Linked DNA regions of Homo sapiens: region 2 is linked to region 1. A link is an interaction called in ENCODE POLR2A ChIA-PET data of the cell type or tissue named here. Cell type or tissue: HepG2. All regions are shown on one strand. Links, peaks and the distances in the headings refer to the core of each region. The heading gives the core; the rest is flanking DNA.

The links. ChIA-PET counts read pairs that join two places held together with the same protein. Peaks named below come from ENCODE experiments on the same cell type or tissue, not always from the same donor. Only the 100,000 strongest peaks of a DNase experiment are listed, where the experiment ranks them.
Region 2: POLR2A ChIA-PET joins it to region 1 with 6 read pairs; 3 of 35 experiments call an interaction of 5 or more read pairs at or near these places.

The regions. Positions count from the first base shown.
Region 1 is chr12:106,848,934-106,864,692 of GRCh38, reverse strand. It overlaps RIC8B (RIC8 guanine nucleotide exchange factor B), which reads right to left. Exons shown (of 10, transcript NM_001330145.2): 7 at 13,099-13,243; 8 at 4,281-4,425. Among named protein-coding and RNA genes, the nearest start is that of RIC8B, 82 kb to the right of the region's middle. In HepG2, for the core only: no CTCF peak of the experiment used is centred there; a DNase peak (open chromatin) is centred at 9,372; H3K4me3 peaks cover 244 bases.
Region 2 is chr12:106,225,272-106,241,030 of GRCh38, reverse strand. It overlaps CKAP4 (cytoskeleton associated protein 4), which reads left to right. Exons shown (of 2, transcript NM_006825.4): 2 at 682-3,150. The coding sequence ends at 2,007. Among named protein-coding and RNA genes, the nearest start is that of CKAP4, 15 kb to the left of the region's middle. In HepG2, for the core only: no CTCF peak of the experiment used is centred there; no DNase peak of the experiment used is centred there.

The sequences.
Region 1 (15,759 bases), core at 7,231-11,230:
GTTACATATTTTATCCCCAAAGTAAAAAGGCAGAATGAAGAGCACAATAAAACTTGCTTTGCCTACCTCAAAAAACAACAATAAAATTCCCAAAAACCGCAAGCTCTAGAGTCAGGCTGCCTGACCACTTAACGAACTGTTTGCCCTGGACAAATTACTCGATTCATTGCCTTTAGTTTTCTCATCTATAAAATGAGATTAATTATACCTCAAAGGATTGTTGTGAAGATTATATAATATTTGTCTAGTTCTTAGAAAAGTGCCTGGCACATATTAAGCACTCAATAAATACCAGCTATTATTACTAGCGTTAGGGAGCCACTTGTGGAGAAATAGGCAACACAGAAGGCCTCAGATGATCCAGGAGGTAAGTTACTCTATTCAGTCAAATCCTTACTATGGAGATGCATGTGTAATCTTCATTAACTAAAAAAACCATGCAACAAATAGGTGGTTTTGTGGCGTGTGCTTTAAATTCAGATATATTTTGAAGAGATACCAGTTTCTGAAAATGTCTCAAGTAATTTAAGAATTACCATATAAATGATACACTGATTCTCCATAAAAGAAATAGGGTAAATTATGAAAGCACAACCTAATTCAGGTTTTCACATTACATTTGCAATAGAAAGAACCAGTGTAATATGGTGTCATTCTTTCATTTACTTATCTGATATTTACTATGTATCTACCATGTATTAGCCACATAAATTTATACATACTGAATATATATACATACAGGAATACCAAATTGCATCTAGGCAATAAAACAAAAAAGACCTCAAAATGCCTTTTTAAATTATAGTGCTTTTTAAATGTTTCCCATGTCAGGCCGTTTGATTAAGAGTAATAACCTTGACATAAAGGATATAGAAAACTGACGATTGTGAATCCATAGCAAATAAACACTGGAGCAAAACTCAGTACTGTAGTTAAGCTAATATACTGGCCTCTTTTACCTCTGGTCTTTTAGAACTCTGAATTTAGATACGTTTTATGACTGCTTACAGTAACAGGTTCTAGTTCCCAGAAATGCTATTTTACATAAATACATCATCACAGCCCAAATTGGGCAAAGAGAAAAATCTTCATGTCCTGGTTTCTGGGTCACTTACTTCAATAAATATTTAATATTAAAAATAAATAAATTTATAAAGCCCAATATAATGAGACAACTATAAAAAGACTTGACTGAAGCAGCATAGCAAAATCTTGACAAATAAAAGAAAAAGTATCTTGCCTTGTGCTGAAGAAACTGTTTATACAGCTGGTGGCATAGCTACAGCTGAGAAAAATATGGTCAAGAAGGAAACACCCCTGAGTTTATTAGTACAATGGTTTTAAGCTTTTCGATCTGATTATGAACTGGTGTGGTGTGTTAAGTGTGCAAGGAGGCTCCCTAGGGTTCTGCTCACTTTTGACCATCTGTTCCTCCTATCCCTCCACAAAGCAGCCTTTTAAAGATACCTCTTTGGGCCTCTAGATGCCTATGCACCCTGTGAAAGCCACTCATCTAAAAGGAGCCAAATGTCATTAGACACACATCTTTCAGTTGATGTCTAGAATAATGTATAAACCATACCAGCCAGTTATATCACCTTTACAGTCAAGGGACCTCCATTCTCAGAGGCATTAAAGAAACAGGTATAAAGGTTAGAATTTAGAAATTTGGTTTCCCTTTGACACAGGACTAAAGTTTATCTGAAAACTTTCAACAAACCTGGCTAGACATACACCAAAAATTTATGTGGCATGTAACTCAATTCTATGAGTATATTTTCTCTAAGTGTGCTAATTGCAGAAAGCCATTTCCAGTCCATTAAATACATTTATTTTGACACAAAAAGCTTTGTTGTGATATTAACTGTCTCCCATAGCCTGAATGTAAGCTCCATACAATTCTTGGTTTCAGATTCCAGTAAAGGATTACAGGTTACCTTGGTGCATTAATCAGAATCCACTTAAAGTTTTGACAATGGGACTAGAGCCAACTGGATGAAGAGTAAGTTCTCTGCTTCTGCCAATAGTAGCAACTGTTGTGAATAAATGCATCACAAGAAAAGCAGACTGAGATCTTGGGAACTCTGACTGGTGAATGGTATTCAGGTGTAGGGGAGTAAGCAATCCTTTCAGATGCTGACTTTATAAGCTTGATTGGTAAAAAATTTTTTACAACTGTTTTTAGGAAACAAGTTCTTTGAGCTCTATGGATCGCTCCACAGAGTACAAAGGGTACTCCTGCTTGCAGAGTACTTTATTTACCACCACTTCCATAGAGATCATTTGCACAAATATTTTAAAGTAACATTAAATATCTCACCACACTTTTTCACTTTAAAAAAGGAAAATTTAAGAGAAAAACAGATGCAAATCTATCCGAAGGGGGAAGATGTGATGCTACTTGAAAAACACACATTTATACTTATAATGAGCAGTGTTTAAGAAATACAACAAAATTTCACAATGATGACTATTCTGACTACAAAAACATACCATTCCTATGAATATTATAAGCAAAGTCCAAAGGCTGAATATTATAATTAGGGATGTAAGGCTTAAGTACAGAAACTTTCCATGACAGAGAGCCAAGACAGTAACAATACTAATCATGGCTGTTGATTTCAACAGAAGGTACTTCCTGAAATCTAACATCACTTCCACAATGTAACATAATTCTATTTTCCTATTGTTATAGTAGCATTCTGGCGCTTGCTACATATATGACCATTACCATTATAGAAGTTATCTACTAAACAAAACTAACAATACATATTGAGATACAAAGATATCAACCATGTATGAGTACTCATGAGTTTTCTATCATAGTTGAATGTGTCCACACACCCTGGGATGTAAGAAATGCCTAATGTAATTGCTACTTTAATTTAGAAATATGAAATTTCTCAAGTGGTGTATTTTAATGACTCAAATCAAGAGATATCAATATTAAACTGATAAGGAAATATAGTTTATAGAATGAAAAAAGCTAGTAAGACTAATTTAGAATGATGACTTCTATAATTCGGGAAAGAAAGAAGCAGGATTCCTCTATCTTAGCTTCAAATACTTGTCAGAGATAGCCAATTGATAATATCTAAATGGTGGCAGTCTTAAGAAAATAGTGCTTAGAGTCATTGCCAGCTTTCCCCCAAAAAGTCTTTATTTCTAGGACACACTCTATAAGATCCTACTAAGGCTGATGGCATTGGGGATGCTAAAAGTAACACTACCTACTCAGACCTGATTTGCCAAGAAACAGGCCATATATGTCCTGTCTAATTGGGAACTGATCATTTCTTTCACCTTCTGACAACCCATTACTTGCATGTCAACAAGGCACAATGTATGTTTTTTAAAAGTATCTAATTTTGCAGATAAAGATAGTCTATCCTCGAACACCTATTGCATGATCCACATCACACTCCAGAAGATGCCAAGCAGAAAACACAGCATGTCAATGTCACCATGTCACAAGGAAAGGGCATGCTTTTCCAATTTTCAGATGGAAATCTTCAAATGGAACCCAGAAAAAACATAGCTCAAATAACTCCTAATAAGCGGAAACTAAGAATTTACATGGGTTGAGGGTTACGAGTGGGATGGAAAGGATAGAGAGGGAATAGGAGAAAGGAGAGGTGGTTTATCTTGGGATAAAAGAGAATAATTATAGTGTCTTTAATTTGTTAAGCACTGACTCAGAGAAGACTTCACAGAGTCTCTGGTTTGCCTACTCATTGCACTAATGTATCTGTTAAAAGATGAGTCTTATATGTTTGTTTGATTAAAATTCACTGTGAAGCCAGACTTCTTCTCTTTTGATATTAATGTGTCTTGTTGCCTATTTTACTGACTTATAAGGGCTTTTATGCAAGGGGGAGGATCAGAACCTACATTTAGATTTCTGAGAAAGACTAAAGCATCAAATAATCAACTTAAATATGTGGTCTTGGTTATACCTTATAAAATCTTAACCTATGGAAAGGAAAGCAAATAGTAAGCAATAACACTTTCTCAGTACAACCTAAACACACCAGCTCTCTTAGTACTTGGGAGAAGATAATAAGTACGTTGAAAATATCATTTCTTGCATTATTAGCCTTCCTCCATCACTTGAAGTCACTCTCTAAAGCACTAGCTATGAAACTGCCTCTAAAAACACCATTAAATGGAAAGTTTCCAAATCCACAAGAGAAAAGAAACACTTGGAAAATGAAAGACAAAGGAAATAACCAACTCAAAGGCACAGCCATAGTTAGGTGAAAAGAAATTTGATACTATACTTTGGTTTTGCATTTTTGTATTCTTCAGTGTCTGTGTCCTCATCCTCTGAGTACCAATTATCTCCTCTTCCTCCAGCCAAGAGGCCCCTGGCCGCCAACAGTCCTGCAGCATTCCCATAGCCAGTGTATTTCAGCAGACTATCCACTGCAAAAACAGAATAGGGTTTTAGATAGGAATCCTTGGGTCTTCACCATCATCATCAACCACTCACCAACACAAGAAGATTGAAGACACACACTATGGCAGTAAACCTTTAAACTGAGAGAATTTCAAAATGTGGTAGTGGTTATACTGAACTACTTACAAATTTTCCCATAGGTTCTGGGGACTAAGAGCCTTTTTTGAGGTACCAGAAACTAAAGCAGAGCTGTTCTGAACACACTTTATGGCAAAAGTGGGGCCTCTGTGACTGCCAGGCCTTTGGTAAGGGTCACGCTTTAAGTTTCTGATCTCAGATCTTACTATTTAAAAATCCAGTTTTGGAGAAATGATAAGAAACTAGAGAGAGTGAAAGTCAGATTGGGACTTTAGCAATATGGCACATAATGTAAAATCTCTCTCTCATTCTTTGTTGGAATTGGAGGAAAAGGAAGTAAGAAATAAAGAAAACTTAAGGAAGAATATTAGCAAATAGCATAGGTGATAACTTACTGCTTTTTTAAAATAAAAAGTCGGCAACCATATATAAGCACATGAAGCCCATTACGAAGGTAGACCCAGGAGTTAGACTGGCTGGATTTCAATACTGGCTCTACCAATTACTAATTGGTTGACCTTGGGTAAGATATTTTGCAGCTTTATCCTAGTTTTCTAATCTGTAGAAACAGAATAGTAACTATCTACCTCACAAGTTAATATATGCAAAGTATGAAAAGTATCTACCAAGAAGTAAACAATCATTCTTTTTCTCTGAGAAGAGTGGGTAAAATGATCATTTTAGAATTATCTTAGTTTAAAAAAAAAAGGAAGCCTAATGAAAAGTTTGGTTCAGGCTCTCTGAAAGTATTATCCTGCCAACAGGGTCAGGTGATGTCTCTCTTAAGATGAGCAGACACACACAACTTTTGCAAGGGACACTTGCACTGCAGTAATGTTTTTAGTGATTTCTAAACACCTTTAAGGAAGATACTAAGCAATAACTGGCAGCTTTGTTTAGCAGTATTTCATTTTCTTCAGGTACAATTTCAAGGTAAACAGAATATTTAATCAAAAGATAAGAATTGAGAAAATTTACTTAAGGTCTTTAACAGAATGTTGTTAAAATGTCATCTGAAAGGCAACTGTAGGAAACACAACATAACATACAATCTTATCCACGTATAAAGCCATAGTAAAATCTACATCTGTAATTCAGATCACTTACCTCAAAAAAGACAAAATAGAGCTGGAGAAGATTCAGAAAAAGGTAATTAAAATGACTGGGGAACTGAAAGGGATGGTGGAAAGGAAAATAGGTAAGAAAAGTGGGTATATATGATCAGAGTATAAAATCATGGAGGATACGGACAGGATAAATATATTCTAGGATAGAGTTTACTGTTACATTTTCAAATACCTGAACTAGAGGGTCCTTCTCACGACACCGAAAATAAGTGGTATGGGGATAAATGAAAGGAAGCCCTACTTTCAAATAATATAGCAAACTGGTGAAATTTGTGCAAAAGGAAACATGGGCTAATGAGTATATTAAATGATGTTGAAACTAGTCATTTTCAATCTTAAAACCTATTGGTAACTGTGGTCTCTCTGTAATAATTCTCAGTGGGTGCTGGATAGAATCCTATTAGAATTATTGAATGAGGGTGGGGTAAGCCCTCTGAATAAGTCTGATATGCTCTCTCTTGGCATCAGTGCCTCCCCAAGATGTAGTGCTTTAGATAAATGAAGGAATCCTTAAAAAGTACGAGCAGAAGAAATGAGTGTTCAGTGTATATAGGTATTCTTAATATTCATGAAGGTCAAACATTTTCTTAATGACATGGTCAGACACAAAGCGACTGAAGGCAAAGGATCACAGATCTAAACCCACACAAAGTAACTTACAGATAGTAGGTGATGCTATCATTGTAAGCATTACTGATAAAGCTTATTTTTAACAAACAAGGAGGTTTAGTGGATCCAGAAAAGAAATACTCATTACAATTAGGAAACTCTAAATTGAGATATGAATAAATGTTTAAATGAATATACTTAAAGACAAAATAACAATAATTTAAAAAGACACAAAATGGCGAAAAATTAAAAGAGTTTAAAAATGCAAAGGTTATGAAAAGCCAAAATAGGTTAAACAGAAGTAAACAGAATACTAAATAACTGTTCTCTTATGTAGAAAATCTCTCTGGAAGCCAGTTAACAGTAAAAGCCCCCGGCAATTTTATGAAAATCGTGTCAACTCCTCTTTCACTGGAACAAACCTTATGTGCTAACTCTATGACAGGCAGTGTGGGTTACAAAGGTGACTTAAGACATAGTTTGCTTTCAAAGTAGATAAAGGGTATAGCCAAGAGTTTTAAAATCACATGAACTTCTGTTAACAGGATAAAATACCCAAAAATTAGGGGTAGAGAAGGTGAGACAAATGAAATACGAAATCCTCACAGTGAGAAGCATTGAAGCAGTGTTTCTAGCTACTTTTAAGTCTGTTTTCAAATACACCATAAAATATCCTATTTGATACTGGGAAAGTAGTAAACGGAAAACTGACTGCACTTGGATGTTAAGGTGAGCTGCTAGTGCAAACAAAAGATTTTCTGGGTGGTTCTAAAATAAAAAGGAAACACACAAATATATTTGTTCCTTGCATAGTAATTATCCATGCAGTTATATGAAAATGCTGCCTAAATGAAACAATTCAGCATTCAGTCAAAAAGTTGCGAGAAATATTTCACCACTATTTTATCAGGATGCTAGAGGGCACTATGAACAGAGGAAACCAACCACAGCAGCACTGTGCAAAGTCAGAACTGCACTGGTAATAACATAGACAGTTACACAAATGTGGGTTCTACCACACTCTAAAATAAAAGCAATACGTTTTTGCTCTTTTACCAAGAACAAAGAATGTCAAGAACCAGATTCTACCCAGAGACCATTCCCCCTTCTCTGTGAAAATCCTTTTCCTTCTAGTCAAATGCTGTAACTTTTAGAAGACTCAACTAGTGGCTTCGTCTTGGTGTCCATACAGTCTCACACTCCTCCATTTCTTATTCCACACAACTGCCCAAAATATCTTTGTAAAGCAAAAATAGGATTTTACAACCTTCCTGGATAAAATCTCTAACGTCTTCCCCTAAAAACTAAGCTCAAATTCCAAAACAGGGGCCTAAAGGGCTCGTTTTCTGGCCTCTGCTGTCTTTTCCAAACTTGTCTCCTAAAGATTCCTCACACATTAAACCAGTCTCTTTTCTATACATTCAAGGCTACTTCCTATTTCTCTGTCCTCTTCTGTGAAGACTTTCTCTGATCTCCTCCACACCGCCCAAGCATTCCCTCTTCCAGGTTGCCATAGCACCGGCACATTTCTTCTTAGGGCACTTATCATAGTGTACTGAAATTACTCCTTTAAATGGGACCCTGTATTCACCAGCCTGAATTTATAGAGAGCACAAGCATTTGCTCTTTTATTAAACATTTATGGGGCACCTGCTATCTGTTAAGCACTGGGGATCCAAAGATGAGTAGGACATGATCTCCGACCTAAAGGAAACTCAGTGTCTAGAATGTAAGTTCAACAAATAAAGAGTTACAACATAGCAAATGTCAAAAGTATTAACAACAGAGAAGGAAAAATGGCACAAAGGAGAAAATGACGAACTCTGCCTGGAAGGTCTTCACAGAGATGATGCTTAAGCTGGTCTTCAAGGATAAGTAAAGCTCGCCATGGTAACAAAGATGAGGAAGAGCATTCCTCACAAAAGGAACAGCATCTGCCAAGCCATGGAGATATGCCAAGAAATGGTGCAGTATAATCAGGCAAGAATAAAGAATTTAGTATGATTAAGCATGCAGTGTAACAGGGGAACAGATTTAAAATACACTACACAGAGACTCTGTGGAGGTAAAATTTGGTTTTTACCATGCAGGCAACAGAGAATCACTGAAAGTTTTATATGAGGGGAATGACAAGATTATATTTGTGTTTTACACCAATCCCTCTGTTAACCACGTGGAAGAGAAACTGAAGAAAATCTGACTAGAAACAGAGAGATGAGATATTTTAATAGCTTATTAATAGTTAAAATAATTTTAAGGGTCTGCACTAAGATGGTGGTGTGGGAACAGAATGGGGGAAATAAATAAAAGATATTTAACAGGAGGTAAAATCTACAGATGTGGTGATTATGACTTCTACAGGTAAAGAAGGAATCTAGGGTAACTCCTAAGTTTCTGGCTTTAGGAACTAAACAGACAGTGGTACTGTTTGCAGAGAAAGTGATAGAAGGATAATGAAAAGGTCGAAGGGCATGGGAATGAAGATCATAAATTCAACTTTAGCTATGAGTTTGAGATACCAGTGAGAAACTCAGGCAGAGAGGTCCAGTAAGCAAGTAGATAAATATGACCGGGTTCAGAAGAAAGGTTGGGGCTAAAGATACATAGATTTGGGAATCTACGCAAACAGAAGCCAAGGGAGAGGATAAGATTACTCAGGGAGCAATGTGAAGTGAGGATTGGGACCAAAAGATTACTTTAGGGAACACCAGCAATTAAATGTGGACAAGGACAGGAGCTAGCAAATCAGACTGCAAAGAAAGAAGAGAGGTCAAAGGACATCTAGGAGTGTGTGGTAGTACACAAACAAAGGAAGTGGACAACAGCATTAACTGTTATGAGAGACGTAATAAGACAAAGACTAAAAAATACCCATTGCTTTTGAAAATCAGGTAATTTGTGACCTTATTGAGAGCATTTTCAGTGGTATTTGGTGGGTAGTGAATGGTTATGGAAAGCCTGACTTGCAGCAAGTTGAGGACTAGTTTTTCAAGATGTTAAGCAGTGAAGGACAGTGATATAAGTATGCATAGAGATTGGGGAAAGCACATAGGGCGAGTTCAAAGAACAAAAGAATAAAGGGTAATGAGTGATGGAGCAACACTTCTGCAAACACAGGAAGAGAAATGATCAACAGGAAAGGGAGACTAGTGAACCTCAAGCTAAAGAGACAACCTATTCCTCTGAGACTGAAGTGGGTATTACAGTAAATTTATTGGTGTGGGGCTATGTGCTAAGGGAGTTCAAGCCTAATTTTTCTTTGCAATTCAGCCCCTACATCATAATGCCTACCACATACTGAGATTTAATGAATACGATAAAAGGTGGGGGGGGAACCCCTACCAAGGCAGATTATTTTACAAATCATCTTCTTTTAATTAAACAATGTAAGGCCTATTTTTAGGCCCCTAGTAGAAGGTACACAATTTGCAGGGAGATAAAAATAGTCATGTTCAGGCTCAATTGAACAAGTTAATGGCATGAGTACAAGTTAACCTGTGGGCCATTATGTGCTGGAGATACCGTTGGGCCTGGCACAGATGGGTATTTAAGACCTTTGGATGGTTCTTTCTGTGCCTAGTCTTCCATAAAATTTTGTCCTTTCTCTCTTACCTCTTTCTTTTTTCTTTTTTGAGACGGAGTCTTGCTCTGTCACCAGGCTGGAGTGCAGTGGCGTGATCTCAGCTCACTGCAACCTCCACCTCCCGGGTTCAAGTGATTCTCCCCTCAGCCTCCTGAGCAGCTGGGATTACAGGCATGCACCACCACGTCCAGCTAATTTTTATATTTTTAGTAGAGACGGGGTTTCACCATGTTGGCCAGGATGGTCTCGATCTCCTGACCTCATGATCTGCCCGCCTCGGCCTCCCAAAGTGCTGGGATTACAGGCATGAGCCACCGCGCCTGGCCCCTCTTTCTTAATGCAGTCTCTGTGTTCCTAACCCATTATAACTGCTGCTTACTGTCTGTCTCTACTTAGTGGTCTGACCTTTGAGCCTTGATCAAGGTGCCTTCACTTTCAAATTTACTTGGCATATCCTTAAGAGACAGTTCAGACATTCTGAAAAATTATTTGAAATTTATTTTATTTTATTTTATTTTATTTTAATAGTCTACCTCCAAACCCAAATTCCAAAATCTGATTACTGTTAAGTTGAAGGTAAACTGCAGACATTTTCTTTTTTTCTGGCCAGAAGGTTTTAAATTTGAACTAGCTGACAACATTTAAAAACAGAGAGCTTCTCTTGAAAACATGGAACATCTGCTAACCCTGGCCACATGTTCCTTGATGGTAACCATCAGTCGCTGCTAAATAGTAGCAACATACTCTTTATAATCTCCCATAGTCCCTTCGTCTCCCTACACCAGCCAATTGTCTCCCCAACAGTGAGCCAAGTGTCAGCTTTCATTTGTTCATCTTACATCTAGTCCACTTGACTTACTTTTATTACCAGCCTGGCTGCTGTAGGCATTTGAGTCTGTGACCCTTAAATAAAAAAGTAAGTAATACATGGGCAGAAACACTGTTTATCTTATATATCTCTGTAATTCCAGGGTCTAGTTCAAAAACATTTGTTGAACAAATGTCTGTTTATTCCGGAAGAATACATTTACTAAACTTATAATCAAATTGGAAGGAAAAAAATGATTATAGGTCAGGTGCGGTGGCTCATGCCTGTAATACCAGCACTTTGGGAGGCCGAGGTGGGCAGATCACAAGGACAGGAGTTCGAGACCATCCTGGCCAATATGGTGAAACCCCATCTCTACTAAAAATACAAAAATTAGCCAGGCATGTTGGCATGTGCCTGTAGTCCCAGCTACTCAGACGGCTGAGGCAGGAGAATCGCTTCAACCTGGGAGGCGGAGGTTGCAGTGAGCCGAGATTGCACCACTGCACTCCAGCCTGGGCGACGGAGTGAGACTCTGTCTCAAAAAAAAAAAAAAAAAAAAAAAAAAAAAAAAAGACTATAAAGCAGAATTGTTGAGGTCAAATTAAAAATATATTATCTGCTAATGGAGGTTAGCTTTGGGCTCAAAGACAGGACTATGAAACTAAATACTGGGTCCAAGAGGGAGCAAAACCAACCATTTTAAATTTAAAAAGTTAACAAAATTCACTTATAAATGCAATTTACCATATTTGCTATGATACTCATCGGTAATGTGATTACATTTAGAAATTATTTAGATATGTAATTATTTATTTAGATTTATATATTTAGATATACACTTAGGTGTGTAATTACAGGAGAAATAAACTTTATTTTCCCCATTTTAAAACTTTTTAAAGGTATACAAAAAAATACATGTTCATTATAGAAAAATTATACAGACAACTAAAAAAATCACCAGTTCTCTTATTACTCAGAGGTAACAATAAATAATATTTTGGTATATATTTTGACAAACTTTTTAAAATGAATAGATACACATATGTGTGATTTTGGATTTATGCATAAGCATGTATAATTACACTTTAAAAAACAGATCATTTCCGATCTCGAATCAATTCAATTCAGCCAATATTTACAGATAACTATGTGCAAGGCACTATGCTAACCACTTAATTCCAAGATGCTAAATCAATCTTTTTTCAAAGTCATTAAAGAAGAAGTAAATTGTCTAAAAGAACAGATGCTAAACAGTCTATGATAATAGTTAATATAATTATTATGAGAGGAAATATGGCAGAAAGAAAAGACAGGACCCAAATTTGGGCTCATGCCCTCAGCAACTGTGTGACATGTTATTGAAAGGCTCTCAGGTGGCAGGTTGCTTCATTTATGAAATCAAAATATAATATTTACCTTAGAGAGTCATTATGAGAATTAAATGAGATTATACATAGAATGTCAGGCACATGATACCTCTCAATTCATAATCACCATTATAATAATGATCAAATTAGGTTACTAACATACCATCTTAATGTGAACTTAAGTGGTTGGATCAATACATCAGAAATGAAGTTTAAGAATAACAATTGACTTAAGATTTTAGGAGGAGTGAACTTTTCCATCTCCAAATTATCTATCTTATAAAACTGGGGTACTTTAAAAAAGTAGAACATAGATCTGCTTAGATGGGATTTTATACTAGCAGACTTACAAAGTAGAAGAAGAAAAAATAAGTAGGAATAACTGAATAATCAAAGTTACTTGTTTGGAAAACTTGCCTTTTGCAGAGTAATCCATATAATTTTAGAAAATATCTTTAATTGTTGGATCTATCTCAGTAGACAATCACTTTATATACACTTATAGAGTAGTATTTATTACACTGTAGTACAGTTATTTTAAAATTTCTCTCTACCACTATCTTAACTTTGTCTCAAGGGTATTATGCATTTTAAAAATTTCTATTCAGTATATTATATAGCTCACATTCAGTAAGTACTGATTGGAAAACGTAGTAAAGAAACCAAAACTCCTATAGCTTTAATTCCAAGAGGAATTAAAAAGAGGAATTAACCCAGACCTGTGCCTCTTATTAAAATAGTAGCCGCTGAATTACTGAACCAATTTTTCATAATGGCTCTATGTCCTGCCCCATTAAGATGAAGGCTGGGTTAAGGATACAGAAGGCAAAGTTTAAATGTGAGTGTGTTTGGTAATGTATCTGTCTTTGCATGTCTCAATGAATTCAGAAGCGTATACAAATGTTTTTGGCTATTAATTTTTATTAACTCCTCAGCCTCTCTAATAGAACAGACAGTAAGCTTTGGAAAGAATGGAATGAGACGACCAGTACTAACACTATCAATTAAATTTCTCAAAGTCCCTCTGAAAGATAAAAGGCAGAGGCAAAGAGAGTTTAACCTACCTCTCTCTTTGCAAAGGACAAAAAGGAATTCAGCAGCAATTTGCTTGACTCCAAGGTCAACATGTGTCATGAGGCGCACCAGCTTATTTCTCACAGTTGAGCCAACTTCAGGTCGATTTGTCACATCCCTCAACGGTGGTAAAACCTGATGGCACAAATGCAAAAACCATCATCAATCGAGGCTACTAGAGTGAGTGAGGATGGTACAATGCAACTGGCCAGTCTTGTAATGTCTACTGGGGTTTGTATTGTAGGAGCAAAAAAAAAAAAAAAAAAAAAGGTTAGCTTCCAAGTAAAACTAAACAACAAAAACCAGACCTCAAGTGATTTCATGCCTCTGATGAGGTTTCATTTGAACAGAAACATCTCTTCACTGTATCATCACACTATCCTCAAGAGAATTTCCGAGTTTTTGTTTATCTCAACACCTGGAATGCCTCAACTTGCCTCTATGAAAATCCATTTTGAAGTTTAGGTCAAGTTTCTCTTTCTTCCATGAAGACTTCCCTAATACCCCGAGTCATACTGATTTTTACCTTCTCTTGAGTCCTCCAACATTTTCAGTATAGGTTGAGTATACCTTATCCAAAATGCTTGGGACCAGAAGTGCTTCGGACTTCTATTTTGGGGGGATTTTGAAATATCTCGTGTTATACATACATCTGGATTAAGCATCCTTAATCCTAGAATCTGAAATCAGAAATGCTCCAAAATGACCATTTCCTTTGAGCATCATGTTGGTGCTCAAAAAGTTGCAGATTTGGGAGCATTCTGGACTTCTACATAGGGACACTCAACCTTTATTTAATTAAAAAAACTGTACTTATGTTTTCTAGCTATTTAATTTTATAATAAAAATGGCTATTAATTTTTTAGTACTTTCTATGCATTAGTTGCTGTAATAGATGATATATATACATTATTTATAATCCTCACAGTAATCCCGCAAAGGAGATAGTAACATCACTCTCATCCCTGTTTTGTATTAGGTTGGTGCAAAAGTAATTGTGGTTTTTGCTTTTAAAAGTAATGGCAAATAGACTGATCCCCAGAGGGCTTATGAAACTTTCTTAGTTTGTCTGTTAGTTTGCTCACTCACTCACCCATTCATCCACCCACATACCTTTCTCCTGGTCCTCCTCCTATCTCATTGGTTGCTTTGTCTCAGCCTCTTTTGCCAATTGTCTTTTCTATTCCTGTTTTGTTAATGTTGGAATATTCAAGGGTTGAGTTTGTAGGCAACTTCATTATTTTTACTCAATTTGTGATCTAATCCAGTTTTATGGCTTTTTATAGTCTCTGCATCCTGATGACTCCCTAAATCAGCAGTCCCCAACCTTTTGGCACCAGGGACTTGGCCAGTTTCATGGAAGATAATTTTGCCACAGACTGGGGCTTGGTGGGTGGTTTCAAGATGAAACTGTTCCACCTCAGATCATCAGGCATTAGATTCTCATAAGGAGCACACAACCTAGATCCCTTGCATGTGCAGTTCGCAATAGTGTTTGTGCTCCTATGAGAATCTAATGCACCAGCTGATACGACAGTAGGCGGCGCTCAGGCAGTAATGCTCGCCTGCTGCTCCCCTCCTGCTGTGCAGCCCAGTTCCTAAAGGCCATGGATCAGGCCCTGGGGTTGGGGACCCCTGCCCTAAATTATATCTCCATTGTTGATTTCTTCCCTGACCTCCAAACTTCTTTCTTTAATCACAGAAATTATAGGATTTTACAAAGAGCTATAGAAACTAATAGATTTAAATAAGGGCAGAAAATATATTAAAATGGACTCACTTTCATTTTTTTAAGATAATTATATCTATGATAGATCTATATAGAGGATATTCAATCTAACACAATATTAAATACACTGCCACCACCTTACTTACACTTACAGACTGATTACAGAGCATATTAAAGTGTCCTGAAGTCATCCTGTTAACTAGGGCTTTTCAGGCTAGTGATTTTAGACTGGAATGTGCATTCCAAACACCTGGGGATCTTGTTAAAATGCAGATTCTGATTCAGTTAAGTCTTGGTGGGACCCATAACTGATTCCTTGTTTCTTTTTTCTAACCTTCTTAAATTTGTATGTGTACCATACAGTATTTTTTTTTGTAGTTTTTTTTTTTAATTTTTAATTTTTGGCCGGGCATGGTAGCTCACACCTGTAATCCCAGCGCTTTGGAAGACCAAGGCAGGAGGATCGCTTGAAACCAGGAGCTCGAGACCAGCCTGGGCAACATAGCGAGACCCTGTCTCTACAAAAAATAGATAAATAAATAAATAAATAAATAAATAAATAAATAAACTATTTAAAAAGAAAAAAATTTTTTTAATTGTTGTGGGTACATAGTAGGTTATATATTTATGGGGTATATGAGATATTTTGATACAGGTATACCATACATAATAATCACATCAGGGTAAATGGGGTATCCACCATTTATGCTTTCTGTTACAAACAATCCAATTACACTCTTTTAGCTGTTTTTAAACTGTACAACAAATTATTGTTGACATCACCCTGTTGTGCTATCAAATACTACATCTTATTCATTCTATTGAAGTACATTTTTGTACCCATTAGCCATCCCCACTCCTCATTCTCCCGCCACTCCCCCATTATCCTTCCCAGCCTCTGGTAACCATCATTCTATAGGTA
Region 2 (15,759 bases), core at 2,297-6,296, 620 kb after region 1:
AAGGCAACCTGTCACCTTAGCTTCCCAAGTAGTTGGGACTTCAGGTGGACACCACCAGGCCCAGCTCAAAGATGTCTTTTTAACAGCTGGTTTGTTCAAATCAGGATCTATAGAAGATCCACACATTATATTTGATTGAAAAATTTCCTAAATTTCTTTCAGTCTGTAAGTTTCCTGCTTTTCCTTCTTTTAAAATGCCACTTAGTTGTTGAAGATCCTGGTTCTTTGTCCTGTAGAATTTTCCACATTGTGGGTTTGGCTGATTGCATCCTCACGACATGTCTCTTCTGCATGATGGGGACTTGATAGAGTCAGGTTCTTGTTTTCTGTCTTTTCCCTTTTTTTTTCTTTTTTTTTTTTTTGCAACAAAGCATTAAAGGTGGCACCATGTGCCACCTTTAATGGTTATTAATCCATTTATTTCCAGGTTATTAATCATTGTGCTGTGCAGCCTGATTAGTCAGGCCTGGGTTATAAATCATCCCTGGAGCACTAGGAGGGGACCCTAGGATTGGTCCTTAAAACCATATGGACTATATGTGGAAGGATGTTTCTCCAAAGGAAAATTGTGGTGACATTCTGGAAAAAAACAGGACCTGGAGGCTGGGCAGACAAAAAAAGTTGTATCATGTGAAACTCATCAGCTCTTCTCAGCAATTAACGTCTGGATTTTGATTACAGGTGCAGTCTTTGCAAGCCACATTTGGAACTTTTGAGTCCATCTTGAGAAGCTCCCAACATAAACAAGACCTCACAGAGAAAGCTGTGAAGCAAGGGGAGAGTGAGGTCAGCCGGATCAGCGAAGTGCTGCAGAAACTCCAGAATGAGATTCTCAAAGACCTCTCGGATGGGATCCATGTGGTGAAGGACGCCCGGGAGCGGGACTTCACGTCCCTGGAGAACACGGTGGAGGAGCGGCTGACGGAGCTCACCAAATCCATCAACGACAACATCGCCATCTTCACAGAAGTCCAGAAGAGGAGCCAGAAGGAGATCAATGACATGAAGGCAAAGGTTGCCTCCCTGGAAGAATCTGAGGGGAACAAGCAGGATTTGAAAGCCTTAAAGGAAGCTGTGAAGGAGATACAGACCTCAGCCAAGTCCAGAGAGTGGGACATGGAGGCCCTGAGAAGTACCCTTCAGACTATGGAGTCTGACATCTACACCGAGGTCCGCGAGCTGGTGAGCCTCAAGCAGGAGCAGCAGGCTTTCAAGGAGGCGGCCGACACGGAGCGGCTCGCCCTGCAGGCCCTCACGGAGAAGCTTCTCAGGTCTGAGGAGTCCGTCTCCCGCCTCCCGGAGGAGATCCGGAGACTGGAGGAAGAGCTCCGCCAGCTGAAGTCCGATTCCCACGGGCCGAAGGAGGACGGAGGCTTCAGACACTCGGAAGCCTTTGAGGCACTCCAGCAAAAGAGTCAGGGACTGGACTCCAGGCTCCAGCACGTGGAGGATGGGGTGCTCTCCATGCAGGTGGCTTCTGCGCGCCAGACCGAGAGCCTGGAGTCCCTCCTGTCCAAGAGCCAGGAGCACGAGCAGCGCCTGGCCGCCCTGCAGGGGCGCCTGGAAGGCCTCGGGTCCTCAGAGGCAGACCAGGATGGCCTGGCCAGCACGGTGAGGAGCCTGGGCGAGACCCAGCTGGTGCTCTACGGTGACGTGGAGGAGCTGAAGAGGAGTGTGGGCGAGCTCCCCAGCACCGTGGAATCACTCCAGAAGGTGCAGGAGCAGGTGCACACGCTGCTCAGTCAGGACCAAGCCCAGGCCGCCCGTCTGCCTCCTCAGGACTTCCTGGACAGACTTTCTTCTCTAGACAACCTGAAAGCCTCAGTCAGCCAAGTGGAGGCGGACTTGAAAATGCTCAGGACTGCTGTGGACAGTTTGGTTGCATACTCGGTCAAAATAGAAACCAACGAGAACAATCTGGAATCAGCCAAGGGTTTACTAGATGACCTGAGGAATGATCTGGATAGGTTGTTTGTGAAAGTGGAGAAGATTCACGAAAAGGTCTAAATGAATTGCGTGTGCAGGGCGCGGATTTAAAGTCCAATTTCTCATGACCAAAAAATGTGTGGTTTTTTCCCATGTGTCCCCTACCCCCCAATTTCTTGTCCCCTCTTAAAGAGCAGTTGTCACCACCTGAACACCAAGGCATTGTATTTTCATGCCCAGTTAACTTATTTACAATATTTAAGTTCTCTGCTTCTGCATTTGGTTGGTTTCCTGAAGCGCAGCCCCTGTGAATAACAGGTGGCTTTTCATGGATGTCTCTAGTCAGAGAAAAATGATAAAGGCTTAAATTGAGGATTAACAGAAGCAGATTAACCTCAGAAATCCTGTCTGGCTGGCAGATTTCAAGTAAAAAAAAAAAAAAGGTGGGTTGGGGGGACCCTTTTCTTTCTAGTTGTCTTTAAGGAAAATTAATTTTACTTTTTTTTTTGTTCTGGCCGAAATTTTTATGAGATATCTCTCACTTGTCTTCCACTTTGAACCGGTTAAAGCTCATAGCTGTCAGCTCTGAATGAGGAGGGGAGAAGCCCCTGGGTCTTTCTTTGAAAGGAATCCGCTGCTTGAGGGCTGCCTCCCTCATGGTGTGCGTGTCGTTTCTCTTCCTGACGCATCTTGTGATATCAGAGGTAACTATGCAAAGCATCCAGGCGGTTCTGAATGTGAAGCACTACACCCAGCAGAGTCCCGGTGCCCTCTGTCCCCACTGCCGGCCCATGTTCTCTCTCCGGAGGTCACCAAGGAATGCACAGGTTTCGACTACCAGAAAGGGGAGTCCTTGGGTTCTTTCAAAAAATTCGTGAGGAGAGCTGTCTACAGTGGAATAGGGGGTCTCCCTGGGGAATGCAGGCCAAGTCCTTTTATTTTAACATGATGTCCATGAAGAGGTTTGCCGTCTGGGCAGCCCTGTCGGCAAGGAGCGTGCATACTGCGTTTGTGTAATTGTTTGCTGTATCTCCCTTCCCTCTGAGCTGTATTGTTCTTTAATGGCTGTCTTGCCCTTCCAAAAAAAATTGAAAAAAAAAAAAAAAAAAAAACCCGAAAAGTAAAAAAAAAAAAAAAAAGTTTTGTTTAGTTTACTGTGAAATGAACTGTATGGCTTATTTACAGTATTTTTAATTCTTAATAAACACTTGAGCTTTGTTATGACTTTTCCAGAGTGGTTACATTCTGAGAATTTCGTAATTATGATGTGTTTTATTAGCACATGGTATAAACGATTAGCAAATAGGTAAGTTTACTATTTTAAGGCTGTTTTTTCTTTTAATTCTGAAACCGAGATGGCCTCACTCTTGGGCCGGGGACCTCCTTTGATGGACTGTTAGCAAGTGTGTTCAATGATTACTTGTCTCCAGCTCTGTTAGCTTCAAGCACAGGATCTCAACCCTCACTACCTATTAGAATCTTCCTAGGAGCTTTTAAAAAATGCCTGGGCCCTGCCCGCACAGATGCTGATTGAATAGGCATAAAGAGGCTGGCACTGTTTTTTTTTTTTTTTTTTTTGAGACAGAGTCTCGCTCTGTCACCCAGGCTGGAGTGCAGTAGCAGGATCTTGGCTCACTGCAAGCTCCGCCTCCCGGGTTCTGGCCATTCTCTTGCCTCAGCCTCCTGGGTAGCTGGGACTACAGGCGCTTGCCACCACGCCCGGCTAATTTTTTGTATTTTTAGTAGAGACAGGGTTTCACCGTATTAGCCAGGATGGTCTCAATCTCCTGACCTCGTGATCTGCCCGCCTCGACCTCCCAAAGTGCTGGGATTACAGGTGTGAGCCGCCATGCCTGGCCAGCACTGGTATTTTAAAGGCTCCCTCTCTGATTTTAATGTCCAGTCAGGGTTGAGAACCAGTGTCTCAGACCATCTGAGTGACCTTCAGCCCTAGTGCACACCTGGGCTTGTTTCCTTCTCTGGATTGCCTTCCACCCTCCACCCAATAAAAACCACATGCTGTTTATTGAGTACCTGTGTGCCAGGTCTTGTGCTCAGCATGCATAATAACCTGTTATTCCTTCTTACAGTCCCCCGAGGTAGGCAGTATCATTTCCCATTTCACAGAGGAACAGCAGGCTGAGAAGCTTCATACAAGGTCATTCATTACGAAGTGGCAGGGCTAAGCTTTGGACCTCATCCTTGCTCTAACTGGGACAGCATCCTCTACCGTCCACTGACACCAGTGCAGGTCCATTTGGCCTGTGGAATATCTGTCCTGTTCCAGAGCCCAAGGCTGCAAGAGATTTCTTCTTTCCCACCTAGGGAGTAGAGGGTGGCTAGGACCTGAGGTCCTGTGGCTTGATGTCCCCCTTTCTGGCTGAAAGGCCCCTCATCTCTGAATTGCTGTCAGTCACTCTGGGTCCCTCAAAGCTTCACAACTCAGAGCTGGAAGTTTTTTCCAAAGCAGTTAGCAAATCAGGACAGGCTCTGTAAATAATTTCTATTTTTATTTCAAAACCATTTTACTTTTTATTTTAAAGTCTTAAGTATTGACATGTATGCTTTAAATGGCTACTTTCACCCACTTGGGGAGGGTGCGGAACAGCATAAAGTCGCAGGCATGGAAAAAATTAAATTCATTTCCTTTTCAGGCCAATTGGTTGCATTGAGTATGTTCTTGCTGTTTCTCCTGTCATTTCTGCAGTTGCTCATCTCTGACTATGGAGTGGTTTAATAGATTCTCATTAATATTATAAAAGAAAATATTGACAAGTGTCTGATAAATATAAATTCAAGTGGTGAAAATAAAAGGAATATATTAGGAATTCACATATTTCTGATGGTGGGGCAGTTAGAGTTCTTACACCAAATAATGCAGCTCAGTCTTGTTTCTTCATTCAATATAGTGTTCATTCATTCAATAAACATTTATTGGGCTGATAGCCAGCCATTTTGCTAAGTATCAGTGAATTAAAATGTACAGGACTAGCCCAGTGGGAATGACAGTCATGTAAAGTGGTAGGTATTAGAAATACAGGTGCCATACTTGGGTGTATTGGGCCAAGAGGAAGGAGTGACCATTGTGCCATGGTTGGTCTAGAGGTGGTTAGAACAGGTTTTTGAAGGGCTGGGGGAAGTCCCTTGGAATGCTTTCATGAGTAATGGGAAGCTTCGGGAAACAGGTTGTTTTGCCCTTTGAACAAACAATATACACAAATTACTGAACATGTTGGTTAAATTGCAGATCCAGCACCAGGATAAGAGGCTGCAGTGAAACTTCTCAGGCAGGACTGACAGCACCCTGGTGAGGAGACTACTACACCACTGACCATGTGGCCTTGGGCAAGTCACTTAGAATGGTGATGGTGTTGATAATAGAGATGATGGTGGAGATGGAGATGATGATGGTGGTGATGAAGATGATGTGATGGTACAGGGTGGTTGTCAGGACTGAATGAGCGTGTTGAGGGGTTAGCACAGAATCTGGCACATCATAAGTGCTTCAGTGATCATGCGTGCATGGATCATACCAGAGGTTAAAATGTTGAAATACTGTTGTCCTAGTTGGTGAATAGCTTCTGCCCTGAACCCCCTGCATGTCCTCTCTCTGGACCACTATACCTCTTTACAATCCAGCAACTAATAGGTTAATATTCTAGTATAGCAGAGACCACAAGACTCTGCTCCAGCCCCAGGGCCTGCATTTGTTCTGATGGGTGGGTGCCCATCAGATTAAATATTTTGAAGTTATCCTTCCTTGTGAGCTCAATAATTTGTGTGTGGGTAAGATTTGTTTCAAAGAAGTGACTATATAATGAGGTGGTAAAACTTGAACCCAGTTCTAAAAGATAGGTAGGGTTGTCAGGTACCAGGCAAAAGGTACTGGGTTTGAAGTAGTCAGGAGAGTTGAGAGGCTGAGCACAGTTCTTGCAGTTGGAATAGAGAAAGCACAGGTGGGGAGTCGGGTGGAGATGGGGTAGGAGGGCTAATGGGGCCAGGACCTGGAGGCCTTGCATGTCATCCCTGAGAGTTTGGATCTGAACTATGAGGAATAAACAAAAGGGTTTAAGTGGGGCAGGGGAAGTAACCATGGTCAGAACTGGGTTCTAGAGTGCCCCCGCATTGGCAGGATTGGAGGAGAGCAAGGGGAGGGCAGGTGGACATTGGGAAGTCGTGGTCCAGGCTGGGTCCGATGTGCCCTGAGGATGAGGGTTGTAGATGGATGTCAGAGATGTGCCAGGTTAGATGCTGCTGAATGCATGTGGGGTGAGGAAGGGAGAGGCCTCTAAGACAACAGCCCTCCCAGATTGGGAGAGGATATAAGAAGGTGACTTGCGCTCACGTTGCCTGTACAAACAGAGCCCATGGGCTGGCCAGGTCTGGAGCTCGGTTGAGAGGCCTGCTTTCAGAATTACTCATCCATACTTACTATGAAATTAAGGAAGTGGATAGGATTGCTTAGATAATTTAAAGGAGATGTGAAAGAAAGGAACCCATGAAAAAATGATCAGAGAGGAAGGAGAAAAATGAATGGGGAGTAATGGAAAGGAAAGGCCCAGGAGGCCAGTCAGCAGCCACAGCCCCATGGCTTGAATAGTTAACCATGCCTCACTAGATCACAATTCTGTATGCTGAAATTCCCCTAATTAAATTACTTAATTTCTGTTTCCTTACGGGACCATAACTCATACAGAAGGCCTCCAATGGGTGAAACATTATTTGATAAAGAAAATGTACTTTCTTTCATGGTTTCCAGCAATGCCCATGCCTTACTTCTGAGACTGACACAGTGCCCTGCTTTCAGCAGACACTTAAGAAATTGAGTGATTTGAGATGGCTTTGCAGGGGCAACCCCTTGAAGACATTTCTTCCTGATATCACCACTGCAACGGAGATAGCTGCCTCTGTTTAGGCTGTGTAGCTTGATCTTAGTCTTTCTTCAGATGTCTGGATTATGTCCTGTTATGGCCAATGTGTGATGCTGTGTCCGGAATTGGTGGGTTCTTGGTCTCTCTGACTTCAAGGATGAAGCCGCCAACCCTCGCGGTGAGTGTTACAGTTCCTAAAGGCCGCGTGTCTGGAGTTTGTGCCTTCCCATGTTCGGATGTGTTCGGAGTTTCTTCCTTCTGGTGGGCTCGTGGTCGCGCTGGCTTCAGGAACAAAGCTGTAGACCTTTGCAGTCAGTGTTACAGCTCATAAAGGCAGTGTGGACCCTAAGACTGAGCAGCAGCAAGATTTATTGCAAAGAGTCAAAAAACAAACGTTCCACAGTGTGGAACACGACCGAGTGGGTTGTCACTGCTATCGCGGGAAGCCTGCATTTATTCCCTTATCTGGCCCCACCCACATCCTGCTGATTGGTCCATTTTACAGAGAGCCGATTGGTCTGTTTTACAGAGAGCTGATTGGTCCCTTTTGACAGGGTGCTGATTGGTGCATTTACAAACCTTGAGCTAGACACAAAAGTTCTCCAAGACCCCACTAGATTAGCTAGACACAGAGCACTGATTGGTGCATTTACAAACCTTGAGCTAGACACAGGATGCTGATTGGTGCATTTACAATCCCTTAGCTAGACATAAAGGTTCTCCAAGTCCCCACTAGACTCAGGAGCCCAACTGGCTTCACCCAGTGGATCCCGCACCAGGGGCTGCAGGTGGAGCTCCCTGCCAGTCCCGCTGGGTGTGCCCGCACTCCTCAGCCCTTGGGTGGTCGATGGGACTGGGTGCCATGGAGCACATGGAGCAGGGGGCGGTGCTCGTCGGGGAGGCTCGGGCTGCAGGAGCCCACGGAGGTGGGGGAGATGGGGGCGGAGGCTCAGACATGGCGGGCTGCAGGTCCCGAGCCCTGCCCGGTCAGGAGGCAGCTAAGGCCCAGTGAGTAATCGAGTGCAGCGTGGGTGGGCCAGCACTGCTGGGGGACCCGGCGCACCCTCTGCAGCTGCTGGCGTGGGTGCTAAGCCCCTCACTGCCCAGGCCGCCGGCTGCTCCGAGTGCGGGGTCCGCCAAGCCCATGCCCACCCGGAACTCTAGCTGGCGCATGCAGCCCTGGTTCCCGCCCGTGCCTCTCCCTCCGCACCTCCCGGCAGGCTGTTTGAGCCAGCTCCGGCCTCGGCCATCCCAGGAAGGGGCTCCCACAGTGCAGCAGTGGGCTGAAGGGCTCCTCAAGCGCCGCCAGAGTGGGCGCTGAGGACGAGGAGGTGCCAAGAGCGAGCGAGGGCTGCGAGGGCTGCCAGCACGCTCTCACCTCTCAATGTCAGGCAAGTACATCTTTTAATTTCTCTGTATCTCATGTTCCTCATCTGCAAAATGATGGCATTGGGCCAGACTAGTGGCTCTCACATTGTAACATGCATCAGAGTCACCTTGAAACCTTGTGAAAACACTGGGCCGGGTGTGGTGGCTCATGCCTGTAATCCCAGCACTTTGGGAGGCCGAGGCGGGTGGATCACGAGGTCAGGAGATCGGGACCATCCTGGCTAACATGGTGAAACCCCGTCTCTACAAAAAAAATACAAAAAATTAGCTGGGCGTGGTGACACGCGCCTGTGTTCCCAGCTGCTTGGGAGGCTGAGGCAGGAGAATTGCTTGAACCTGGGAGGCAGAGGTTGCAGTGAGCCAAGATCACACCACTTGCCCTCCAGCCTGGGCGACAGAGTAAGATTCCGTCTCCAAAAAAAAACAAAAAACAAAAAACAAAAAAAACAAAAAACCGCACACACACACCCACACAAAAACACTGATTGCAGGTCCCAGAATTTCCAAGTCAGGATGTCTGGGGAGGGACCCAAGAATTTGCATCTTTAACAAGCTCCAGATAATTCTGATGCTGCTGGTGAGGGGATTACACTTTTGAGAACCACTAGGGCAGAATTAGAGAGTAAGACTAAAATTCTATGGTGGCAGGTGTATTTATTTCTACCTAGAGGAAAAAGATGAAGGAGCCGGAAGCTATAGCCCAAAAAGAAATATAAAAAGTATATTTATGAGTGCCATCTCAATTTTTTTCATAACAAGGCTGGGCATGAATGAATTCATTAAATCATTTTTTATTTCAACATAGGTGCCAGAACGACACAGTCATTTTCTAGACTTTTTCTTGTATATGCATTCATGTAATTTGCCACCTAGATAATAATAATTCCTAAATCCCTATGCCTAGCTGAGACCATACCTCTGAGCTACTAATCTGTTTTTCCAATAATATCTGGACACCTTGCTGCCCCCTAACACCCTCGGAAATCTCCCTCGGATCCAAACTGAAGTCATTTCCCCTCGAAGTAAATGGCACAGCTGGCCCCTTCACTGCTTAAGCTAGAAGCTCAGGAGTCACCCGTTGTCTCCCTGTTTCTCCCCTTTCCCCTCCCTCCACTTCTCCTAGGGTTGAGGCCTTGACACATCCACCTCTGTCCCCTCCTCCCAGCCTTTTGGGTTCCAGCAGCAGCCGCTCCCCACGATGCTCTCTGCTGGTCAACTGAGATCAGAAACGTGGTCCATGCACTCAGTATCCATTCAACAATATTCAGAGAGCGCACACTCTTTGCCAGACTAAGGAGATTACTTTATAGATATGGTTCCTGCCTTCATGGTGCTCATGATGCAGCTGGGAGGAGACATACAGGACAATGTATTATACACACTGCAGTATATGCTTGAGGGACAGGTACAGCCTCCTAACTGGCCTCCCTGTCTCTAGCCTGGCTCCCATTCAGGGAATCAATCCTCCATGGGTGACCATCGTTCTCTTTCTCAAAAGTAAATCTGCCTGTGTCCCCTCCCTGCGAAATCCCTAGGCTCTCCCCTTGGCCTCAGGAGCAGCCTGGCTCTGGGTCGTGGCCAAGAAGGAGCTTTCCGATTGCTCTGTCTTCCTGCCCTCCAGCCTCCTCTTCTGTGAACTCTGTTTGTAGCCGCCCTGATTAGCATAACTACCCCTCATGTGGCCCCTGGTTCTGTCACTCTTGGTGCCTTTGCACGTTCCCTGGATCCTTCAACCCAAACCACAGGCTGAATTTGGGAGCTCCTCCCACGAGAGCCCACACTCCAGGCTTCTTGTCTTCAAAGTGCTCCTCTGTCTGTATCATGACCGCTTGCTTCTGGTGTGTTCCACATGAGAATAAGGCTCTGTCTTTCATCTCTGCATCCACAGAGATCATTGTGCTTGGCCCACATCAATAATAACAGAAATAACTAAAATTTATTGAGCATTTACTATGTGCCAGACACTGCTCTAAAGGTTTTACGAGGATTATCTCATTCAATCATTATAATAGTCCTAAGGGTAGGTACTATTGGCCTCTCCATTTTACTGATGGGGAAACTGAGGTACAGAGCGATTCAGTAACTTGGACAAAGTACTTCCTAGTCATAGCTAGCAAGTGGGGTAGCCAGGTTTAGAACCCAATAGCTTGAGTTATTAGGTTGGTTCAAAAGTAATCGTGTTTTTTGCCATTAAAAGTAATGGCAAACCATTACATTTTAATGGTAAACCATTAAAATTTTGTACTGCTCTAGAACTGGTTTCTTTTCTTCACTTAAAAAGACATCACTGTTTGGGATTACTTTTTGTTGAGGTGCAACTTTGGTGCTTTAAGGCACACACATCTGAAATATATGGCTGAATGAATTTCTGCACACGATATCTCCATGTACTCACTACCAGATCAAGATATGCAACTTTTCCAGCACACCAGGGGCTCCCCGTGCTCCTCAGTCAATACCCTCTAACCTAACCACTATTCTGCTATCACCATAGAATATTTTGCCCATTTTTGAATTTTGTAGAGATGAAATCATACCATATAAGACTTGGTATTTCTTTTAAAAAATGACAGCTTTACTGAGATAAAATTCACATACCATAAAGTTCACCCTATTAAAGTGTACAGTTGTTTTCAGCATATTCACAGAAGGCTGGAAACATTCCTATCTGGATGAATCTTGCCCAGCCATATATTAAAAAAAAGTGTGAGACATAGTAGGTGTTCAATAAAGGGCAGCTGTTTGAGAACATACTGACTTCTGAACTGGACACTGCATTTGTCCTGATGGTCAGTAACTCAGAGAGAAAAAGAGAGGGTGAGGTGTAGTGGACGTTTTCTTCGTCATACCCCTCTGACTGGGTTCACAGAGGGAGGACCTAAAACCTCAGAGGCAGAGGGTTGAATTGCCCTTCCCCGTCTTCAGGATGTGTTTGGTCAAGGGATTGATTCCACCTACTGTCATTTATTATAAACTGGGTGCTGAGCTGCATTTGCTCAGCGGAGATGAGATGAAAGATGAAGTCTTCCTCTTTGAGAGGCTCCCAGCCAAACAGGGGACACAGACATGTAAATGGCACCATAATCACATGCAGGGTGACCTGTGCAGCGGTCAAGGGACCACATGAGGACTGCTGGGTCCTGGACATGTGTTGTTGCCTGCCCAGCATCCAGTCCTCCTTCATTTGGTGACCACTTCTCTGTTTTCTGTTAGGGAATCACCCCTTCCCCACTCTCAGTCCATTTGGCTTTGATGAGACTGACTGGGCTGAGTGCATGACCCAGGTTTGGCCAATCAGAAATCTGGTTTGACTTGTGCAGGAGGAATACAGGTCGCCATCCAGTCCATTGACTACTGCTGGAACTTTCTGGAAAGGGATGCTTTCTGCCCACCGGGACTGCCAAGCTGGATAAATGCCCAGGGCTGCTAAAGGCCACCACATGTGCAGAGTCCACTGAGAATGAGGCCAGCATAGAAGAAAACAGAACCAAGAGTCGGCAAAACACAGGTTCCTGAGGACATAGTTTGAACACCCAGGTCACTTGTGCTAGAGGCCATGTGTGTCTCCACAGAGCCCCTGAACACCACTGTGTCCCCTTTCCTGCGCACAAGGCGACATGCAGCCGTGGAGAGAATGGGCACAGCAGCGCCGCTTACGAAGAAAGAAAAGTGGAAACACCGAGAAAGTAGCTACAAGATCAGTAAATCCACTATCACTTGTTCATACAATAGACCTCAAAACGACAACAAAAAGGAAGAAATCCTAATCTCATATATCGTGGGGATGAATCTCACAACTAAAATGCTGAGTGAAAAAATAAGCTGCAGACAAAATACACAGTGTGACACTTCAGAAATTCCTTAATTCTTAAAACTAAGACATTTTACCGTGTAAAATAATACTATACATTGTAGTGAAAGTACCAAGAAATGACTAGGAGACCGAATATCCAAATTCAGATCATTTGATTTCTTAGGCTGAGTGGAGGCTACCTAAGTATTCATGATATCACTCATAATACATTTTTTCTCCTTTCAATATTTTATTATGAAAATTCAAACAGCAAAGTTGAAAGAATTGTCCAGCGGACACTCATATATCTACTACTTAGATACTATAATGAACACTTTGCTATGTTTGTGTATCACATATATATCCATCTCCCCATTTTTACAATTTTTTTGAACAGTGTCTTGCTCTGTTCAGAAAAATAAAAAAATATGGGGAGATGGTATATATATATGTGATATATATACGTCCAGGCTGCAGTGCGGTGGCCGATCTTGGCTCACTGTAGCCTCTACCTCCCCAGCTCAAGTGATTCTCCCACCGCAGCCTCCCAAGTAGTAGCCGGGACTAACAGGCGTGCACCACCACACCCGGCTAATTTTTGTGTTTTTGTAGAGACAAGTTCTTGCCTTGTTGCTCACTCTGTTCTTGAATTCCTGGACTTAAGTGATCACCTGCCTTGGCCTCCCAAAGTGCTGGGATTACAGGTGTCAGCCACCATGCCTGGCCTCCCCATATTCCTGATATCTTTTCATAGGTCAGAAATATTTTGTAATTAAACTTTTTTTTTTTAAAGGGGAAGAAACACATAGAGAAAAGCTTATACTTTTAATAGTTAAACTAGTACAGGTCAGAAAACAAATGACGCCTACATATATTACGTGAAGTGCTGCATTTACGCATGATTACTTTTCATAGTAATGATAGCTAAGTAGCCATGTGACAGGCCTTAGAAAGCTAAGGCTGAGAGAAGGCTCTAATCTAATTCTGTTGTTTTACAGATGGGGAGGCTGAGTCTCAGAGAAGTTGTTCACCCAAGCTCATACACTAACTGGCTAAGAAGACAGGGCCTAATTTCTTCTCTTATCCCCCACAATTTGTTTTGGCTCCAGGCCTAAGCACAGATGCAAAATGCTCAGAAGTAAGCGAAGAATCAGGGCAGTTGAGTTGCTGCAGGCAGCAAAACCCACTCTTGGCAGGAAGGGGTGTGGCAGCCTGGCCTTGCTGTGCAAGCCCCCGCGTGTGGCAGCGAACACTCAGGAGCAATACCTGTTGGGTAATGGGGCTGTGGGGAAATCCCGGCCTGTGTTCAAATAGCTGGTGATGTTGTGTTGAAAGAGGCATTACCAACTGGGTGTGGCTGCTGGTGTGAGGACACATCCTGTCCCACAGAGTCCTTCATGGAAACTCAGAAGGCTAGGTCTTTTTGTTTTCTTCCATTCACGGGTATGATCTTGGTTTGCACTCCAGGACGGAGTTCTCACATGGTGTGACAAGAACAGCAGGGATGGGGGAAGTCACCTGGAATCAGGACTCTGGTCCGAATGCTGGCCTGCCGGGCTGTGCTGCCTAGGATAATTCACTTTCCTTCTCTGGGCCTCCATCTGTTTTCCCATCTGAAAAGTGAGGGGAGATAAAGTAATCTTCATGTTCTCTTCCAGATCCAACTTTCCTTGACTTTAACCATTGCACAAGAGTCTTTTGGAGCCTCGGGTGGGCAGGAGGAGGCCTAAGGGAAAAAGGACTAGACAGTGAGCAGATCTCTAGGGGCCAGGGTGGCTTCTGTCTTAACCAAGGGTCTGTTTGTAGCTCCCATGGGGGCCGGCACACACTGGGTCACAATTAATGTTTTCTCATTTATTGGGGTGAAATGGGGAATGTTGGCCGGGCCGGGCTGACATCTTGGATAACCTCATGTGAAGACTATTCACTTTCAGAAGATGCCGGGATGCACCAGTAAAAAATCCAGAGCGGCTCAAGCCCCTGAACTTTCAGCTGGGGAATAGCCCCAAATCAGCTGACTGTGGCAGTAGGAACCCAGAGAACATAATTGAAGTGAGAATTTATTGCCATCTAGTGTCAGAGTCAGGGATCACAGGAATGATTTCTTCATTTTTCGCTCTTGTTCCAGAAAGGGGATAAAATCCAATTGTACCATTAAAAATACCAGAGAAATCCACTATTTAAAAGACCTATGTGTGTATTTCTCTGTGACATGAATGCTTTTGTAATGTGTATACTATCCTACTAATTAGCCCCTTTTGAAAACTTAGGTAATAAAGGGTTTTGTTTAATATGAATCTTTTGTTAGTAGAAGTTTAGATACCGAAAGACCTTTATCGTTCCTATGTCAAGCTAGTTAAGAAGTGCGCAGTGGCTCACGCCTGTAATCCTAGCACTTTGGGAGGTCAAGGTGGGCGGATCACGAGGTCCGGAGATCGAGACCATCCTGGCTAACACGGTGAAACCCCATCTCTACTAAAAACACAAAAAATTAGCTGGGCGTGGTGGCACGTGCCTGTCATCCCAGCTACTCGGGAGGCTGAGGCAGGAGAATCGCTTGAACCTGGGAGGCGGAGGTTGCTGTGAGCTGAGATCACAGCACTGCACTCCGGCCTGGGCAACAGAGTGAGACTCTGTTTCAAAAAGGACAAAAAAAAAAAAAAGTGCAAGTGGCGCCCTTTAAATAAGGCAAGTCAAATGTTGGATGCTTAGTCCTTCACTTAAGTAATAGTCACCCATAATTGTGTTTTGTGTTTGATGTCATGCTTTAGGTGGAACACATTTATCATCTCGCTTACCCTGACGATTATCCCAGGGAGTAAAAGTGGTTGTCTCTGATTTACTGATCAGACACTAAGAAATGGTCATTAATTTGCTCTGGGAGCACGCAGTCTGTGGTAGCAGCAGGACTCGGACTCTGTTTGTCTCTAATAAGGCCTGCTTTTTGTCTGTTAAACCATACTCCCTTTCCCATAGTAATAAAATCAGCTTCCCATAATGTCCCAGGATACAACTATGTACTTGTACTGTGTGTATAGTACTGGTGGTTAAGACACTGGGTTCTGGCCAGGTGCAGTGGCTTGTGCCTGTAATCCCAGCACTTTGGGAGGACAAGGCAGGCAGATTGCTTGAGCCCAGGAGTTCGAGACCAGCCTGGGCAACATGGCGGAAAACCCCATGTCTACAAAAAATATAAAAATTAGCCGGGTGTGGTGATGCATGTCTGTAGACCCAGCTATTCAGGAGGCTGAGGTGGGAGGATTGCTTGAGCCTGGGAAGTCAAGGCTGCAGTGACCCATGACGGCAGCACTGCCCTCTAGCCCAAGTGAGACCCTGTCTCAAAAAAAAAAAAAAAAAAAAAGATAAGAAATTGGATAAGTTGAGTTTTTGAGCCTTACTATTTGAGTTCCCAGCCATGGCATATTCTATCTGTCTGACATCGGGACAGTTACTTAAGTGCTCCGTGCCTCAGTCTCCCCACCTATAAATGCAAATGATGCTAATGATAGTGCCTACTTCATAGGGTTGTTGTGAGGCTTACTCCATCTGAGGTGCTTAGAACAGTGGCCATGACAGTGAAGTGCTCAATAAATAGTACTTAGAAATTGACTAAATGCAGGGAATTTGAAATGCCAGGCTTGTGAAATGAGCCCTTCTATTGTTGGCCTGCAAAATGTGAGTTTAGAATTTTTTTTTTGACAGGGTCTTACTCCATTGCCCAGGCTGGAGTGCAGTGGCATGATCATAGCTCACTTGCAGCCTTGACCCTCCGGGCTCAAG